Regions from separate parts of the Homo sapiens genome. Here region 2 is linked to region 1. A link is a loop called in an ENCODE intact Hi-C map of the cell type or tissue named here. Cell type or tissue: mammary epithelial cell. All regions are shown on one strand. Each heading gives the region's core, and the rest is flanking DNA. Links, peaks and the distances in the headings are about the cores only.

The links. A loop is a pair of places that touch in the nucleus more often than their neighbours do. Peaks named below come from ENCODE experiments on the same cell type or tissue, not always from the same donor. Only the 100,000 strongest peaks of a DNase experiment are listed, where the experiment ranks them.
Region 2: it touches region 1 in a loop (6-fold over the local background); 11 of 110 quality-filtered maps call a loop at or near these places.

Annotation. Positions count from the first base shown.
Region 1 is chr5:138,724,172-138,727,075 of GRCh38, forward strand. No RefSeq gene overlaps it. Among named protein-coding and RNA genes, the nearest start is that of CTNNA1, 28 kb to the right of the region's middle. In mammary epithelial cell, for the core only: CTCF peaks have their summits at 1,251 (motif pointing left) and 1,713; DNase peaks (open chromatin) are centred at 480 and 1,190; H3K27ac peaks cover 1,943 bases.
Region 2 is chr5:138,640,638-138,643,541 of GRCh38, forward strand. No RefSeq gene overlaps it. Among named protein-coding and RNA genes, the nearest start is that of HSPA9, 67 kb to the left of the region's middle. RefSeq lists enhancers at 611-1,164, 1,165-1,718, 1,288-1,367, 1,378-1,457. In mammary epithelial cell, for the core only: a CTCF peak has its summit at 1,373 (motif pointing right); no DNase peak of the experiment used is centred there.

The DNA.
Region 1 (2,904 bases), core at 215-2,714:
AGCACTTTGGGAGGCCGAGGCACGTGGATCACAAGGTCAGGAGTTTGAGATGAGCCTGGCCAACACAGTGAAACCCAGTCTCTACTAAAAATACAAAAATTGGCTGGGCGTGGTGGCGCGCGCCTGTAGTCCCAGCTGATCGGGAGGCTGAGGCAGGAGAATCATCTGAACCCGGGAGGCAGAGGTTGCAGTGAACCAAGATGGTGCCACTGCACTCCAGCCTGGGTGACAACAGCAAAACTCTATCTCAAAAAAAAAGAAGGCAGGCCTGTGAAAAGCAGATGCGGGGCTCTGCTTGGAGCCAGTTCTTCAGCTCTCCTTGACTTCATTTGAAGTAAGCCCTTCCACTAGGCTGGTATATGGCAGACTGGAGTAGCAGAGATGATGCCCAGATGCCCACAACTCTCCTGGGCGTTGTGCAAGAGCATTGTTTCTTCATTTCCCTCTTTTGTTTCTGTATCCACTGGCAACTGGCAGGGACAGGCACTGACAGTCTGGCTCAGAGGGCCCGCAGGGCTGAGACATGTGCTCTCCTGGGTATGTGGTTCTCAGAGCACTTGGACACCCCTAGCAACCCTCCCACCTCCCATTATAGAACACCAGACACACAAGATCTGATTTCTTCAGGGCTGAAATACTGGATGTGGGTACAGTAGGTGAGAGCCGGCTGGGGGTATGGTGAGGGTGGCCTTGAATTGAAATGTCAGCAAGGCCAACCTTGCCTTCTGGGCTTTCTGGGGAGATAAGGCCAGGACTGCAAATGTGATCAGCCAAAGAATGCAGGGTTGGCTGGGGACAAAAGTGCCCCCCGGCCCTTTCCCCAAGAGGAGACTTTGTGCTTCCCGCCTTCCAGGAATCCTCCAGTCAGGGGAGCTGGACCTGAGGAAAAAGGTGGGGTTTGCTGTTCCTGCAGGTTGGGAGGCAGAGTCACAAAAGAAACAAGCCTGGGGAGAGAGGGAAAAGGGTCCAAACCACAGAGCAAGACCATGTTAGTGTGGGGAGCGCATCTTTGTTGCATTCATTCACGTGTGCATGCATTCATAACTTCATTTACTAGCTGGCACGCAAGAAATGCCTACAAGGTGCCAGACCCTCTGCCAAGTTCTGAGCCTGCCCAGATGCACAGAGCTTCCTGACTTGGTGTCAGATTGCTGCCCTGGGGATAGCTGGGCCTCCTGCTGTGGTGAAACCAGTTTTTCTATTCTCTGAGGGGCAAATTACTATTGCTTAGGCACAGGAGGTGCTCCCTCTGGAGGAGAGTGAGCTTACAGGGTAGGCGGCCTGGGGAGAAGGTGTGGCTCACTTTTCACGCTCAGTCCCCACATTCCCCTGTGCCAGGGAGGGTGTTCCTTTTTACTTGGGTGATCTGCCTTAGAGCTTCTGCAGTTCTCCACTCCACAGAATGGGAGGGACTTGCAGGATGACGCAGTCCGCCCACCTTCCATCCTTTCTCTTTCCTTTCCTTCCAGTATTTACTGAATGTCTGCCGAGACCCTGGCACGTTACTAGGTGCCTGCCTTGAAGCCATTTAGGAGAAATGGCGTTCTCCAAACAAAAGTATTCCGTTGCCATTCACGTTTCTCTCTCTCCCCCTCTCTGGCCACATGGAGCTGGGCAGAGGTGTTTTTTTTTCCTTTTCTCTTTTTCTCTGTCTCTGCTTGTTTCTCTGAGAAGATAAAAGCTGGCCTTTGGCTCCCCGCTAGGGGACAGGCCCATTACAGCCCTCTGTTCCTTTCCCTGCTTTCTCTGACACTGTGAGGCTGAGACACAGTGAGTCCTGCTCAGCTGGGCCTGTGTTCATCCCATTAGCATTGTGGCCACTTCAGGGCCTCTGGGATTGAGTTCTCTGGAGCCAGAACAGTTTCATAACCCCTAGAGGAGGCCAAAGTCGTCCCAGCCTTCTGGGTCCAAAGGTTCTCTCCCATGTGGCTCCTGCCTCAATAACCTACCTCCATTTTTTTTTTTTAGTTTGTTTCTGCCTCAGGCACATTTTCTCTGTAATTTTTGGAACCCAAATATAAGGGAAATCTCATTTGCTCCGTTCTGACTCATTTACAATTAAATACACTTGTTCCCATCTGTGTCTGTATACATCTGCATATATTTGCTAAAGCATCGCCCTTAATTTTGGAAAATGAGGCGGCTGGTGTTATTTTTATCCTGACTGCCAAGTTGGCTGAGAAGACCAGTGGGTGTTCACCCACCCAGTGACGACCCCTGGCCAGGCCTGTGCCTGAGGGAGGTGGTGACATTTCTCCCATGCATAGAACATGCAGACCCCTGGACAGTTGTGGCCTTCGTGATTGCTGTCTTTAGGGGTCCAGTTACCATGACTAGGCGTGTTCCTGTCCATCTCGGTGCCGAGGCTTCACTGACCACAGAGATGGGCCATGACTCTCTTGTCTTTTTTACACAGTTTCAATCTGTCACCTAGGCTGGAGTACAGTGGCACAATCATGGCTCCCTGTAGCTTCAAACTCCTGAGCTCAAACAATCCTCCTGCCTTAGCCTCCCAAGTAGCTAGAACCACAGGCATGCACCAGCATGGCTGGCTAATTTTTAAATTTTTTGTAGAGACAGAGTCTCACTATGTTGCCCAGGCTAGTCTTGAACTCCTGGCCTCAAGCAATCCTCCCACCTTGGCCTCCCAAAGCACTGGGATTCCAGGCATAAGCTACCACGCCTGGCTGAGCCTGGACTCTCCATGTCACTTTCTGGCAGCTGCTTTGACAAGCATGGGCTTTGGAGATGAGAGTGGGGGGCTGGCTGATCCTCAAGGAAGGCTTCACTGAGGAAGCAATGCCAGGTCATCACAGCCCCATCCCCTCCAAGGCCAGGAGAAGAGAAGAGATGTCTTTACTGTTCAGAAGGATGTGGTGGCATGTGTGGGCGCCTGCCTCACCT
Region 2 (2,904 bases), core at 125-2,624, 84 kb before region 1:
ATAGGAAATAGACGGACACATCCCCGCAGTCCACTGCTCAGGATGAGGAGGGCTGATTTTGCAGCTGTCAGTGGCAGTGATGAAAGAGGTGGAGGTGAGGGGAGGAGGGGGTGCTGTTTGATGGAGCAGTGCTGTCGGGGGAAGAGGACTAGCTCCCCTTCCTTCCATTCCCCCATTCTCTCAGCTCAGCACTTCCTGGAGGTAGCATTCTGGGAGGGAGCTGCTTTGAAAGCACAAAGAACTAGTGCTGGAAGGCTGAGGGGTGGGGAGGTGTGAGGAGGAGAAGATAAGTATTCAGGAGGGGGCAGACTGCCCCTCAAGCCCCACACACAGCCAGGCCTTCTCCACAGCCTAAGTATGTGATGTGTGTGTGTATGTGTGTGTGTCCACGCCTACATGTAGTGCGAGCATGGACTTGCAGCTATGAAGTGTTGACAGGGAGAGTGACTAGGGACAATGCAGAAGCTGTTCTCCACCGGGCAGATGGCTCCTCTCAGGTACTTGCTCGGGTCTTCCTCTCTCCACTCCTTCAGTTCTCTCTCCACTCCTTCTCCTTGTTTTGTCTTTCTCCTCCTCAGTTTCTCAGCATCCCCTTTGCTTTCCCCCTCCCTCTCTTCTAGCTGTCATTCAGATGCAGCAAGATGGATTTAAATCAGACTGAAGATCCAATGTGGACTCTATATGGCAAATAAATAAATTAATTAATTTAAAAAAATCAGACTAACGAATAAACTGGGAAAGGGCAGCTGCAGATGGTCCAGGAGAGAGAATCCTGTAGGTTATGGAATGTTAGAACTAAACACCAGAGGAGTCTGCGGGTCTCTTCTGCACCTGTACACAGGAAGCTGGAGGTCCTTTGGGAAACATGTCTCATTGGCTCTGGGGGCAGTTGCTGGGGAGAAGCAGCATCTCCCCTCTTGTGCTTCCCATGGCTGGCTGATCCCCCGACAACACACTCATAGCCCTGAGATAATTGACTGTCTCAGCCCTTTCTTTCTTAGGCTCAGAGGAAGAGCCTGGTCTTTCTACACAGACCATGACTTTTCTCATGAAGCTGGGGACATCTGCAGGCTGGATGGCCTCCAGAGCTCTAGGCATGTGCCCAGAGGCCAGGCTGCCAGGCCCAGGTATGACAGCCTAGGCGTCCTCTCAGGTCGACTGCGCTTTAGACATTCTCCTCCTTGGTCCCTGATCCCCCTTGAGGAAGTCCAGCTCTGATTCAGGCTGTGGCAGTATCGGGGGGCAGCCTAAAGTGAGGACCCTTCTGGTAGGGCCTGCTCCTGCAGCGGCTGTCTTTGGGCATTGTGATTAGAATCTACTTTAATCATTCTTTCTCCCCGCCCCCCACACTGGTTTCAGCCAAACCAGACAGAAGGGGGCGCTCCTGAGTCATCCGAGAAGAGGATTCTGGGCTGATGCCTTAGCCCTGGCTCAGGGAACATCGGAAATTTTGTCTGTTCATCCATCAATCTGAAGGTGACTGGTGCGGTCACCTCGTTCTCTTTCTTCCTTTGCTTTCTTTCTTAAGAGATAGCGTCGGCCTTTCTTAAGAGATAGGGGGTGGTGGCTCACGCCTGTAATCTCAGCACTTTGGGAGGCCAAGGCGGGTGGATCACTGGAGGTCAGGATTTCCAGACCAGCCTGGCCAACGTGGCGAAACCCCGTCTCTACTAAAAGTACAAAATTAGCCAGGCATGATGGCAGGCACCTATAATCCCAGCTACTTGGGATGCTGAGGCTGGATAATCGCTTGAACCTGGCGGGCGGAGGGTGCAGTGAGCTGAGATCACGCCACTTCACTCCAGCCTGGGCGAAAGAGTGAAACTCCATCCCCCCACACCATAAAAAAAAAAGGGATAGTGTCTCACTATGTCATCCAAGCTTGCAGTGGCACGATTATGGCTCACTGCAGCCTCAAACTCCTGGGCTCAAGCCATCCTCTCACCTTAGCCTCCCTAATAACTAGGATTACAAATACGCACCATTACACCTGGTTAATTTTTACATTTTTATTTGTAGAGGTGGGGTCTATGTTGCTTAAGTGGTCTCGAGCTCCTGGTCTTGAGCAATCCTCCTGCCTCAGCCTCCCAAAGTGCTGGGATTACAGGCGTAAGTCACGGCACCCAGCCCCACTCACCTGCAGACTGACAGATGGACAATTTTTTTCTAGCAGGACCAGACAGAGACTTGGAGGAAACACTTTTATGACTTGTCCAGAGACTCCCTGGGCTGGAAGGAATCTGGCCTCTGCCTCTGGGAGATCAGCAAGTGGGGCAAGTCTTTGTCTGGGGCCACGGCCAAGGCTGGCTGGGTCCTAGGCTGGGGACAGTGTAACCCCTGACCATTTGCCAGCCCCCAGTAGCTCACCCTGGTCTGACTGTCTTGGCAGAGCTGAATGTCCCAATTTTCTTCAGAACTTTTTCCCAGGTTAATCTGTGTTGCTATTGCCCATGACCTGCTCACCACCTTCTTCATCATGAAAAAAAAAATGGCTTTCTCTCTTTCTCCCAGATCTCACAGTCCTCTGTGACTCTTCCTGGCCCCATCAGATGGGGATGGGCTGAGCCTAGAGTACTGAGCTGGTCGGCAGGGTGCAGCACATTCCTTACCTGGAGCTGACACTGTTAGGACTTTCTTCCCAGTTGTCTTCTTCGGGCTTCCTCCTCCCCACCCTGTCACCCCAAAGCCTCCCACACTTGGGAGTTTCTCCTTCCAGTAACAGGGCCTGCATGAGCACTGGCTTAGGGGGATGGGGTGGGGGGTACGATGCCTGTATCAGGTTACACAGCCCCAAAAGAAAAGGCTGGCTTTTTGGCTTCTAGCACCTCCAAATTCTCTCTGTCCAAAGGATGAGGAGCAGTCCTGGGTGTGGTGGCTGGTGTGGAGGATGGGACCTCTGGGCTG